Linked DNA regions of Homo sapiens: region 2 is linked to region 1. Evidence: chromatin loops called from intact Hi-C (ENCODE). Cell type or tissue: gastrocnemius medialis. All regions are shown on one strand. Links, peaks and the distances in the headings refer to the core of each region. The heading gives the core; the rest is flanking DNA. Region 1 overlaps KIF16B (kinesin family member 16B). Region 2 overlaps KIF16B (kinesin family member 16B).

Evidence for each region. Hi-C counts contacts between places; a loop is a spot of excess contacts. Peaks named below come from ENCODE experiments on the same cell type or tissue, not always from the same donor. Only the 100,000 strongest peaks of a DNase experiment are listed, where the experiment ranks them.
Region 2: a loop joins it to region 1, with 4 times the contacts of the local background. A loop is called at or near these places in 1 of 110 quality-filtered maps.

Annotation. Positions count from the first base shown.
Region 1 is chr20:16,348,747-16,355,147 of GRCh38, reverse strand. The region is part of intron 23 of KIF16B (kinesin family member 16B); the gene reads left to right. Among named protein-coding and RNA genes, the nearest start is that of KIF16B, 220 kb to the left of the region's middle. In gastrocnemius medialis, for the core only: no CTCF peak of the experiment used is centred there; DNase peaks (open chromatin) are centred at 2,577, 3,577, 4,437 and 5,427; H3K27ac peaks cover 4,070 bases.
Region 2 is chr20:16,281,026-16,287,426 of GRCh38, reverse strand. The region is part of intron 25 of KIF16B (kinesin family member 16B); the gene reads left to right. Among named protein-coding and RNA genes, the nearest start is that of KIF16B, 290 kb to the left of the region's middle. In gastrocnemius medialis, for the core only: no CTCF peak of the experiment used is centred there; DNase peaks (open chromatin) are centred at 3,246 and 3,826; H3K27ac peaks cover 2,967 bases.

The DNA.
Region 1 (6,401 bases), core at 706-5,705:
GATGTCACATTCTTTCAACCTTCCTGAGGAAATGATGTAAATAACTTCTTTTCTAGCTAACCAGACTTTTAGGATTTTATTTCTATATACTAAGTTTTCCGTTAGAAAAGAAAAAAAAAAACAGGGCATCAGTTTATATATTTGAGGTTTTCATTGAGAAAGCATGATGCCTGTGTGTTGTTGCTGTTACTCTTTTTTTTTTGAGATGGAGTCTCACTCTGTTGCCCAGGCTGGAGTGCAGTGGCGCGATCTCAGCTCACTGCAACCTCCGCCTCCCGGGTTCAAGAGATTCTCCTACCTCAGCTTCCCGAGTAGCTGGGATTACAGGCATGTGCCACCACGTCCGGCTGACTTTTTGTGTTTTTAGTAGAGACAGGGTTTGCACTGTGTTAGCCAGGATGGTCTCCACCTCCTGAGCTCGTGATCCACCTGCCTTGGCCTCCCAAAGTGCTAGGATTACAGGCATGAGCCACCGCGCCCAGCCTTTGCTGTTATTCTTAACTTTGCTTATCCAATTATGTGGGTTCTTATTTAAATGTTACGCTATGTCCTTGATCCACTACTTCCCACTGCCCCTGACCTAATATCTATCTCCTGGTCAATTTCTTTTTCATTTGTTCTCAACCATTCTAAATTGTGTGTGTGTGTGTGTGTGTGTGTGTGTGTGTGTAGAATTCCATTTGTACATATATGTGATTATACATGAATATAAAAACAATTTCGGAAGTTGTGTTTGCATCATGACTGTGTTTTTTAATTAGAGAGTGAAGACTGGCTTCCATTAGTTCAGAATTAGAATTCCCCAGCACATAGAACTCAACAGCAGTGAGGTACATGCAATGATTTTAGTTGGTACACGGATTTATTTTACTTTAACAGATAAATGTGTTAATAAAATATAACTGTTAAATCAATTTCATGTATAGAACTCAGATAAAAAGATATTTAATATTTTAAAAACTGCATTGATTTAAATAAAAATTACAAGCAAATAATAATCAGGTGGTGTGCAGATTTGGCCAAAATTGTGAAGATGCTACTGCCCATGCAAGTTAGAGAAACCAAATACAGAAAATTCTATGAGGCCTTATGGAATCTAGGTGATCACTTCAGGATACATAAAATCCAAATCCACAGAGCTCTGCTTTCTTTGCATTTCTCAAAGCAAGTTCTGAAGCGTGTCATTGTTCCGCTTCCTTTTTCTGTTCGTCCCTAGGTGCTATAATTATGAGCACCAGGAATGTGTTAGCACCAACTTGGAGAATGTCTAGTTCTCCGTTTAGGCAGGGCCTCCTGATACCTTGACAGGTAGGTGTGTGGAAGCCTTCCACCCCATATGGATACCTTGTCATGGGGTAGTATGAGAAACAGACATGATGTGAATATACAGGCCTTCCCCAGAACAAAACAACAAAAACAGCCTCGATCCAGGCAAAGAGGTAGCTGCTAAATAGCATACCCTCCCCCTGCCCCCACAATCCTCATATCCTGCCATCTCCAGGCAACCTCAGCAGGTCACACAGCCTCACTGTGCCTCACCTGTCAAATGGGAATCATAAACCCCCCCCTCATTGGGTTGGTATGAGGAGTGGATGAGTTTGTATGTGTAAAGTGCTTGAAACAGTGCCTGCCACATACTAAGTGTTGGATAAGTGTTTGTTATTAAAAAGAAATAAAAATAAAAATGGGATGAGTGAGAGTTTACTGTGAGGTCCCCTTAATGACTTTTGATGTACAATTATGTTTTTATGAGAGTTTTGGATTTTGTTGGGATTTTTTTTCTTTTTGGTTGTTTGCTTGCCCTCAGCATTTGGAATTTAAAATTTAGATTGCTGACCTTTTCTCTCAGTCATTTGGACATTTCATGCGTAGGCCCTGTTTTCTAGAACAAATAGTCATGCTTATGGTAATATATGGTAATATTTTGGCTACTACTAAATTCTTCTCTTGGTGAACCAGTGGCTATTTAAGGAGGCTAAGGTAAAAAGTATTATTTTTAAAAGAGACTATTCTCTTCAGTTTTAAGCTTTTTTGAAGGGAGATTTAACATCAATGTACATACATAGATATATTATTACACTTTATAATTTAGAAAAATCTTTGCTGCTTCTCTTTTAAAAAATCAGTTTTTGTTTTTCGTTATCCCGCATGATGGTCCTGAGTACACACAGTGAGACGCTGTGCCCTCTGTGACCAGCAGGGCAGGGTCTGACACCCCCTGGTATAAGACCCCTGTTTGCTGTATAGCTTGCTGGTGTCACTGCCAGCTTATTTAGGGTCCCAGCTGATTTGTGTGACCACACCAGGGCCCACTTGGTGTTGAGGCCTGAGGGGCCCCAGGAGGGAGACAACACGCCAGGGGTGTAGCTGCCCAGGTTCTCCTTTGTCATCTTCCCCTCGCCCTCCTCACCCGCTCTGCTTCCTGCGCTCTTCTGCCAACCTTTTTTTAGGTAGGACTCATTAGTCATTGAAATCATTGCTTCTTCCTGGCCATTTTCATTTTAATCCCCAGTGTGGGAGCTCCAATTTGGTCTGCCCATTGCCACGTGAAGTAGTCAGGAGCCTGTTAAGGGAATGTTCCAGGGACGACACAGGGCGTGTGATTTCAAGGGAGGGCAGAAAGTCAACGGGGGTTCCCAGATGCTCATCTTCTGACCCCTGCTGGGCCATGAGGAGGTTTCCACCACTGGTCTTTAAAATGAGAATAATAGAGTTTTTCATTAAACCAAAATCTATTTAATTCAAAAGGACTGTCTTCTATACCTGCTTTATTTGGGGGCATTAAAAACAACTCTTTTATGAAATAACTGAGGATATATAAGTAGACAGGTTTTTGTTGTTTGATCTCATTTAGTTTTTTAAGATTAACTCTGTTGAGGCGTAATTTATATACAGTGAAAGCACACATTTTAAGTGTAGTTGGATGAGTGTTGACATATGTATACACCCGTGTAACTAGCCCTCTGGTCAGGACTTGGAACTTTGCAGGCCCTCCAGAAGTTTCTGGTGGCCGTTTGCAGTCAGTGCCCATGTTCTGGCACCAAGGCAAGCACTGATCTGCCCTCTGCACCTACAGATTAGTCGTGTCTGCTCTAGCAAACCATGGAGAGGGGATCCAACGGCATTTATCTTCTGTACCTGGCTGCATTCCTTTAATGTAATGTTTTGGAGATTTACCCATGTAGCTGAGTATAACAGTAATTTGTTTCTTTATATTAATAGCATCCCACTGTATGGATATGTCACAATTTGTGTATTCATTTCTTTCCTGTTGGTGTTTGTTTTAATATTCTTACCTGATGATACAAAAGGTTATCATTTTGGTGTCGCCCCTCTCCCCACTTTGTTTTACTCCTCCCAGGAGACCCTGGGTCAGAGTATCAATTCCTGTTACCCTTGAAGCTGTACCTTCCTGCGGGTCCTAGTAGCACATCCGTCTGGGACTGTGTCTGCAGATGCATGTCCTGCTGACTGGTGGCAGAGATAGAGATGGGGTGGGGAAAGCTGAAGCAGTGCCAGTCTGGCTTCTCTCTGAGAACAGCACGTTCTAGGCTGAAAATTGCTGTGTGTCACCTGCTGGTCAGCAGAATGAAGCTGCAAAATTTGTGCCTGCGCTCAGCTGCACCTGCCACAAGTAATGCCATTAACCGGATGACAGCAGTCATCTTACAACCCCGCTTCGCATGCCTCTCAGTCACTGACACGTGGCATCAGTTACGCTGCATTATGCTTGCCATTTTCAGTTAGTTAGGACCAGAGTGGGTAAAATTTAATTTTGAAATCACATTTCAGCATAGCACAAAACACGGGCCTGGGAAATTGATGGTTAAGACGAGCAGAGACTATCACACTCATGTCATAGAAATAAGCTGGTGTTTCCAGCATTGTTTGAAATCCCTTGCATTTTAACTTACATGTCAACACGGTAACATAAAGAAATAAGCCAACACTGGTGTGTTTATTTTTTAATATTTTGTTTCCCGAGAGTTTCTATTCTTGTAAAATCTGGAAGTAATCGGCAGAAGAGTTTGTTGTCTCATCTTTTTTCTGAGTGGTCATCTGCAGTAGTGCCCCCTGCCCTGTTCTCCATCCTGTCACCAGGGGTACTCCCCTTCTTTCACAACCAAGGTCACAGCTCACAGTCGTGTTGCTTTCAGTCTGGTTATTTTCAGTCATTGTCTTGTTTGCTGATCTTCCCCTGTGGGTACAAGCTCCCAGGGCCCTTGTCAGTCTTGTATGACACAGACCCCCCCCCAGTGCCCACCCCGTGCCTGACTGGTACCAGTCACCCAGTGGATCACCCAGCAGTGTGATGCATGCTAGCCTGGCCACAGGTGCTCTCATTAGGCACAGCCTGTCTGGCGCTTCGGTGATGACTGAGTGACCGTGTGCCCTTTGTAAACTTCCCCCCCGCCCCCACCCAGCTCCTCATGCTCCATCCGCACTGATGGAGTCAGTCACTGATGAGCCATTCTGCCCCTTGCTCATCCTCGTGATGTGGCTGGTGGCTCTTAGTCATGCAGGGAGAGTGTGGGCAAGTCGAGCTTCTTGATTGTGTCCGAGTCCAAGCATGCCAAAGCCTCCCATCTTCCCTCCTCCCCACCTTCCCTCCCGCCTTCTCAGCACCACCCTCCAGCGCTCCAGTATACCCATGTCCTGGCTCTGGGCTGAGTTCAGCACCCGCAGGGTACATCTGTTTTGTCTTGGCTTTCCTTAACAGAGAGGTAGACCTCTATGCCCCCTGCCCACCCTCTGGACATTGTCCTGGCTGCCGGGCACCCTCCAGCCCCTTGCTCTTAGAAGCACGTGTCCCATTGTCATCTCCTCTAAGGAGCCTTCTGCATTCCGGCTACGCTCCGAGGTGCCCGCCTTTTCTCACATGGCTGCAGGGCATCAGCCCCATTGACCAGTATCACTTTTGTCCACTTAGAGACCCAAGAAATGCAGAACTACACACAGACAACTTAGGTCACACACATGATGTCCAGGACAAAAGCTTTCCTGATTTTAATCATCTGGGTTTTGTTTAGGTGCCATAGTAACAGTCTCCTCTTGTCTCATTCTGCTCTGACTCCTGATCAGTGGCCTGAGAAGGAGGGAGAAGCAGAGAAAACATGAGTAATGAATGATAACGAGGATGTATAACCTCACGGAAGTGTTCCAGGGAAAACTTGTCGACCATCTGCTAATAATTATCAAGTACCCCAGTCAGTGGCAGCCATTCTCCTTTCCATTGTGTGAACTTAGGTCTGTGAGCTCCCCCTTCTAATTTCAGTCAGTCTGGCCCTAGACACTTAGGGCCAAGAGATCTCATCTGCTGAGTCCTCCCTGAACTTAAAAGACCCTGAAGTGAGACATGCTAAATTGCAGAACTGCAGGGCAGCAGTTCAAATTGGATCTTGTTTTTACAACTGAAGAACCACATGGCAGGCACCGTGGGGCCAGGGACTGACAAAGTCGTGGAACAATATTAACCCGAGGCAGCAGGTGCAAACTGGTGGTGGAGGATATGGGGTTTTGTTGGCCTGAACAGATTTTTTAAATTTTGCATGAATTGTCAGTATTTAAAACTTGGGAGACCTGACATAGAAACCCAGATTTGCCAAGATCCTGTGAAAAGTCAGTAAAAGCAGGAACTAGGGCCAACATTCCTGCAAGGCAGCACTCGTAGGGCAAAACAGCAGCTCCTCTTAGGGCAGGTGTGTGCCCTCCACTTGGCCATAGACCTTGGGATTTCCTGTCATGGAGAAAATCACCTTGATGACATGGTGGCCTCCAGGGATGCTCAGAGTCCAACTGCACCGTACAGAAAGGCTCACAGAGCATTCAAAAGCACACAGAGATGTAGAGGAAGGAGGGGTAGGTGGCACCCTGATGGTGGGCTAGCAGGTGGGCCGGGTGTTCTATCTGACCCCTGGTCACAACTAGTTCATCTGTCCCCTCTCTGTCATCTCAGCCTTTCGTACTTACTATGTGCTTAAAAGGACCAGAGTGAAGTTTTAGACGAGGGGCCATGGCAGACAAAGGGTGCCCAGAGCCAGTGCACCTTCTCCATGAAAGGAAGCAGGCACAGGCACACCCAGCCAGCCACCTGCTGTGAGCAGTCCTGGGTTTCACCTGTACTTCTCCAGTAGAGCACATATGGTACCAGGATGGGACCAGGCTGGTTGTCATCAAGGCTGGTCAGTTCAGGGGAGACTTAGCTGTCATCCCAGAGGGTGCATATCATGAGGCAGCATTTCCCTCCCTTTCCGTCCCTAAGTAACATTCTCATCTGTTCCATCATGTTTGGTTTTTTAAAATTATTCTATCTTTGGCATGTCTTACAGTTTATCAACCTGTGGCCTGTATTTAACACAGCTTGCACACCTTAGGAATTTTGTTGTACCTCACAGGCTACT
Region 2 (6,401 bases), core at 716-5,715, 68 kb after region 1:
TTTAACTTGGAGCTCTCAGACTTCTCTATAACATCAAGAAATAAATGCCATATTTCAAGTATTTACTTTAAAACTTAGTATAGCAAAAGTAGCTCATAGCAAAGAAATACCTGCTAAGAATTATTCATTAGAAATATTAAAAGAATTGGAAGAGAGATTGGCATGAAGTAGAATTGGACTTTAATTTATGTTTAGTCATAAATTATAAATAGAAACCAAAGAAACTTTTTTCATTCTGCTTTGACTAATTTCATTTATTCCCTCATATTTTACCTTATTCCCAAACCCATATATTTTGGTTATCTATCATTGTATAATGAACTGCCCTAAAACTTGGCACCTTAAAAACAACCACCATTTTATTGCTTATCATTATTTGGTTCTGGAAAATTTGGGCAGGGCCCAGCTGGATGGTTTATATACTCCAGGTGGTATCAAGACACGCCACTTATGGGCCTGCATTTTGATCATGACTCCACTAAGGACTAGGCTCAGCTGGGGCTCTCAAGTCACCCATGGCATTAGTGCCAGTGCATTCTATTGGCTAAAACAAGTCACAAACCCCACCTAGGTTTAACGAAGAGAGCCACACAGGGTGTGAATCCCACGAAGCATGATGTGGTTCATTGGGGCCACCAGTACAGCAAATATCACACGTACCACTGTCCCAGCCAGCTGCCTGTTTATGACCATCTTCACCTCTGCTTGACCTTGTACTGGTTAGTTGGAAGTTTGTATTGGGCAGAAATGGATTCCACTCTTAGACTAAGGTTATTTTTAAATGATTCTGGGAATTCTGGACATTAGGAATCTCAATTGTGATATGATTCTGCCCAGAGAGATGAATAAGTATAGGAGAAAGATGACGATGTTTAAGGATACTAGAATTCTAATCCAACCTCTCTCAGCTGTAGTTCAAAGGATCTAGCTAAGATTCCTCAGCTACAACAACATTGTGATTTTATGAGGATAAGAGAAAGGACTAGGTTACCTTTCAAAGATTTTTTCAGACTCTGGAGTACTCAGACGGAAATGTTGGATGTCTACTCTCCAACACTGCTGGAGAGAGTATAAATTGTACAGTGCCCACGGAAAACAATTTGGCAATATCTATCAAAATTTAAAAGGCACATACCCTTCGACCCAGCAATTCCATTTTAGGAATTTACCCTATGGGTAAAGTGATACACTTGCTTGTATATAAGATTGTTTATTACAGTGCTATTTGTAATAATCTTCATTCTTCATTATTTCATTCAACAAATATTGACTGAGTACCTACTGTGTACGAGACACTGTGTTAAGTTCTGGGGATACATCATTCGACTAAAGTAGTGAAAAATTATCGACCATGTATAGTTTACCTACTTGCAGGACTGCAAAGGATTAGAACAGCCTACGTGTTCATTAATAATGAGCTAGTACAACCAATTTCAGAATGAGAAACTATGTACTTCTGGAGAGGTCTTTAGTGTAAGTTGTTAAGTGAACAAAGTGAGGTGCAGAAGAGTATGTTGCTTATGTACCTGCTTGTGTAAGTTGAAATGGAGGCATCTGTGTTTGTGGGGTTTGGGGGTTTGGTGCTTTTTGTTTGTTTTGTTTTGTTTTTTTGAGACAGGGTCTCACTCTCACCCAGACTGGAGTGCAGTGGCATGATCATGGCTCAACTGCAGCCTCAACCTACTGGACTCAGGTGATCCTCCCACCTCAGCCTTCCAAGTAGCTGGAACTACAGGTGCACCACCACATCTGGTTAATATTTTTGTATTTTTTGTAGAGACAAGATTTCAGCATGTTGCCCAGGCTGGTCTGAAACTCCTGGTCTCAAGTGATCCACCTACCTCAGCCTCCCAAAGTGCTGGGATTAGAGATGTGAGCCACTGCACCTGGCTGGGTGTCTATATTTGTACTTGTTTATGTAGGCATTAAAATGCCATAGAAAGATACGCAAAAAAACTAATAACAATAAATTTTTTTGGATGCACTGGAGATTTGGGAAAACACAGGTGAATTGGAAGGAATCCTTTTCATTGTAGCGAAGACATGTACACATGCATGTACAAACAATGAAAAGTTCCCTTTCAACTCATAAATATCTGTGTGTATGGCATTTTCAGTCAGTAAAGTATTACACATTTTAAAAATAAATTTTAAAAACAGGAATATTAATGCATACTCTATGCTCAGAACTCACACATTTGAAGGCATGGTTACTCCAGAATCTTAGTGTAGAACTGTGCTATCCAGTACAGTAGCCACCAGTCACATGTTGCTATTTAATTTTAAAGTAAGATGAAGATTAAGGTAAAATCAAGGTAAAATTTTAAAAATTTAGTTTCTCAGTCTCACCAGCCACATTTTAAGTGCTCAGTAGCCACATGGCTAGCATAATGGACAGCACAGATAACAGACACTTCCGTCCTCTCAGAAAGCTCCAGAAGATGGTGCTGCTCTGGGATGCTTCGTACTGGGCACAGCACAAGCCTGTGGGTGTGAGTGCGGGAGGTGGGAGGGCGCGTGCTCACCCTGAGTCTCAGGCCTGGACCGTGGGTGTTCCCAGCCAGTGTGCATGCGTGGTCCCTCTTGAGTTGGTGTGTTCTCTGCCAGGTGGCATCTACTGTGCTGTGGCCTGTTTTTCTGCCATATGTTTTATTATATTCTGGGTTACAGTTTAGACCAGGGATTGGCAAACTACAGTTCTGTAGTAGGGAGAATTCTAAGAATGACCCCCCGGTGCCGTTGTAATCCTCCCCTCTTTGAGCTCGTGAGGAACTGTGATTGTGCTACACGACATGGCGAAAGGGAGAGTGTCCCTGTGTGCTTAATCTAATCATGTGAGCCCCATAAAAGCAGAGTTTTTCTGCCTGGTAACAGAAGAGGAAGCGGAGATTTGAAGTGTCAGTGTGAAAAAAGAGAGAGTGAAAGTAAAAATTGTTTCATTTGGGATAATATGCAAGAGAGAGGATTGCAATCCGGGACATACATGCAGACCAGGGTGGCCTCTGGCAACGTCCAGGAAAAAAAGTAAAAGGTTGAGGCTTACTGGGGAAGGAGAAGGGTTTGCAAGTTGTTTTGAAAGAAAGCTTATGGTGCTGGTGGCAGCTTGCAAGGGCTGGCAAGTTCTGAGTGGCAAGTATCAGTAGTTGCCAGGTAGGACCTGTAATCTTGGAGGTACAATTAGGTCCTTACAGTTTTAGATTGGCTTGCAAAACAGTGTGCCAGGCAGGTGTTCCTGTGTAATTAGCTAGCTGTTCTTGTCCCAGTGGCTGTCCTGGTGTGACTCATGTCTTGTGATAGTTCCCGTGATCAGGCAGATCAAGCATGCGAGCCCTCTCTTCATGGCCTTCCCCAGCTCCGCTTGCCAGGGTTTGACACAAGTTACTGTCTTTGGAATCTTACAACTTTCGCAGAAGCGTGAAGGGAATCTGATGGCTGGCTTCAAATGTGGTGGAGGCTGGGTGCCACTGAATGTAGGTGGTCTTTAGGAACTGAGAGCAGCCCCTTGCTGAGAGTCAGCAAGGGAACCTCAGGCAGGACCCCAGTCCTGTGATTACAGAATGCCGTATTTGGCCAACAACCTGAAGGAGTTTGGAAGTGGTTCTTCCCCAGGGCTTCCAGATAGGAGCCCAGCCTTTTTAACACCTTCGTTTCAACCCATGAGACCATAAGCAGAGGCTACCTGCACTGTGGCAGGACTTCTGACCCACAGAACCATGAGCTAATGAATAGGTGTTGCTTCCAGCCACAACGTTTGTGGTAATTTGTTGTGCAGCTGTAGAAAACTGATATAGGCCCTCAGGTCACACCCACCTTGCCACCTGTTTTCATACTGTCTGTGAGCATGGCCTGAATTTGCTAGACCTGTGATCCATGGAGACCTGGCGGGCTCACTGCCTGTTTTCCTGGCACTCAGCTGGCAGCCACGGCTCGCTGCTCCCCAGGGCCTGTGCTGGTCACCGCCTACACACTGGGGACTTGTTGGCAACTGCCAGTCACCAAGCAGTAGAGTCTCAGTCTGGGAAGTTGTCTTGCCTCTGGTCAGCTGCCCCAGTTGAGATTGCCAGGCTCTGTGCAAAGAGGGAGGCACACTAGGATTGGCACCACCAGGCAGAGCGTGAAACTGACCATGACAGTGGCCTGCCCAGCACTGGGTGCAAAATGCGCCTTCCACCCTGGGTAGCCCACCCCAGGAAAACAGGATGGGGTGGAGCCGGAATTTTCTCTCTTATTACATAAACACCTACATAATATCCTTAATTTCGCCTCTTTGCCTACAAAGCCCAAAGTATACCATCCATCCTTTTATAGAAAAAGCTTGCCCTGCCCTGAGTTAGACTGACAGAGGCTGGGAAAAGGTATGCAAGTGTCGGCACACCAAACTTGCTGCAATGAACACAATGAAAGTCTCACACTGGAGGTTCCAATGACGTTTTATGGTGGTTTCAAGTACCTTCGGGCAAGTGGTAGACTTCAGTAGAAGTTGGGGATTAACATTTGGAGACTCGTGAAAGTCCTCTGGCATCATAAGCATCATTTGACCAACGATTGTGTATGGCAGCTGGAAGAGACTTCCTGAAGGCCTGGCAGGACTTCACCATAGAGAAGAGATACCACCACCAGCGCACAGTGCCACCACCCAACTGTGTAGGGCCCCCAGCATGGGGACTGGCAGAGCCCAGGTCCAGGAGCAGTCCTGTTCCCAGGAGTCTGTCCTATCTGCTGAATGCTCTGTGCCTGTGGGCCTGGTCTAGTCACGCTAGACAATTGGTGATGCCCCAAAGCCCTGCCTCCCAGCTGCTAGGCTTGGTACCTGCTTCCTGCTCTGCCCAGAACAGGCTTCCTCCAGTATCTTTCTCCAATGTCTTCACCTGCTTGATTCTCATCACCCTATGGGTCTTGGCATAAAAGTAACCAATTCCCAGGACTAGGCATACAGCCTTTCCTTTCCCCTGGGGTCCCAAGTCACCTCATTGCAGTTCTCTCATAGTCATATTTTAATTGTAATTACTCCTTTACCTATTTGTCTCCCAGGCAGGCAGGACTGTGTTACTTGGCACAAGAACTGAGTAGTATTAGCTGTTGAATGCCCAGCACCGTCAGGCGCGATGGCTCATGCCTGTAATCCCAGCACTTTGGGAGGCTGAGGCGGGCATATCAGCTGAGGTCAGGGGTTCGAGGCCAGCCTGACCAGCATGGTGAAACCCCATCTCTACTAAAAAATACAAAAATTAGCCAGGCATGGTGGCACATGCCTTTAGTCCCAGCTACTCAGGAGGCCGAGGCAGGAGGATTGCTTGAACCTGGGAGGCGGAGGTTGCAGTGAGCTGAGATCATGCCACTGCACTCCAGCCTGAGTGACAGAGTGAGACTCTGTCTCAAAAAAAAAAAAAAAAAGAAACAGAAAAAGAAAAAAAAGAATGCCCAGCACCTAGCCCAACACTGGTGTGTAGAAAGCTTTCAGTAAGTACTTATTGGGTGCATGAATGAAGTCTGAAGAGAAGGGAGTCAGTACACAGCACACCTTGAACCAGTCCTTGGAAGATGAGAAGGATCTAGATGATGGGAGCAAAGCACCCATGGGAACAAGGAGAGACTCTGAGCAGTGGAGGATGGTGCCAGCCAGCATGCACCTGTGAGGGGAGGAGGGGAGGCACCGTGTCTGTTTCATTCAGCTCAATACCCAGGCCTGGCTTACTGCTTCTTGGAGAACACGTGTGCAGTGACTGCGCTGGATGGATGAGTTACCCAAACCAAGCTGTCCTGATTTCCTTGGAGTGTGGAGCACATTTGGGAGCATGTTGGAAAGGGAACCCAGCCTATTTGACCCAGTGTAGCCAAACTTTAGGATTCCTAAAAAGCCAACAAGAGGTATTTAGACTTGAATTTATGGGAGTTTAGAATTGGGAAGACTTGACTGGATGGATCATATTGACCACACTGGGTCGATGCGTGATACATAGCCAGGGGTGACCTGAACTCTTTCAGGTCTAGAAACATCCCTGAGTAGCTCCATTCAGGCCTGATCCATCTTCAGGGCCCATCAGTGGATGATGCATTTTCCAAGTACTGCGAGTTAAATGAGACCTCTAAGTCTTACTAGACTGATACTTGTCTTTAAGCCGCCACCGTGGTTAATGACTTCTGAGAATGAGGAATGCCACTGAACTCCTTTCTCTGTTAATATGTCACTATGGAAAGGTGGATAAAGTTCCATTATATTTTTAAAGAACATTTCAATTTTAGTAATTTCAGTAACTTTAAATTAAATTATAGATTTATGTTAAAATTTTGTAAAATAAAGAGGACCTCACAACAATGAGATGGCCGGAAAAATCATTAGAATGATATGGATGAGGTGATATATTGCACATGAAATAAGCAGTAGGCTGCAGTTATAGTCA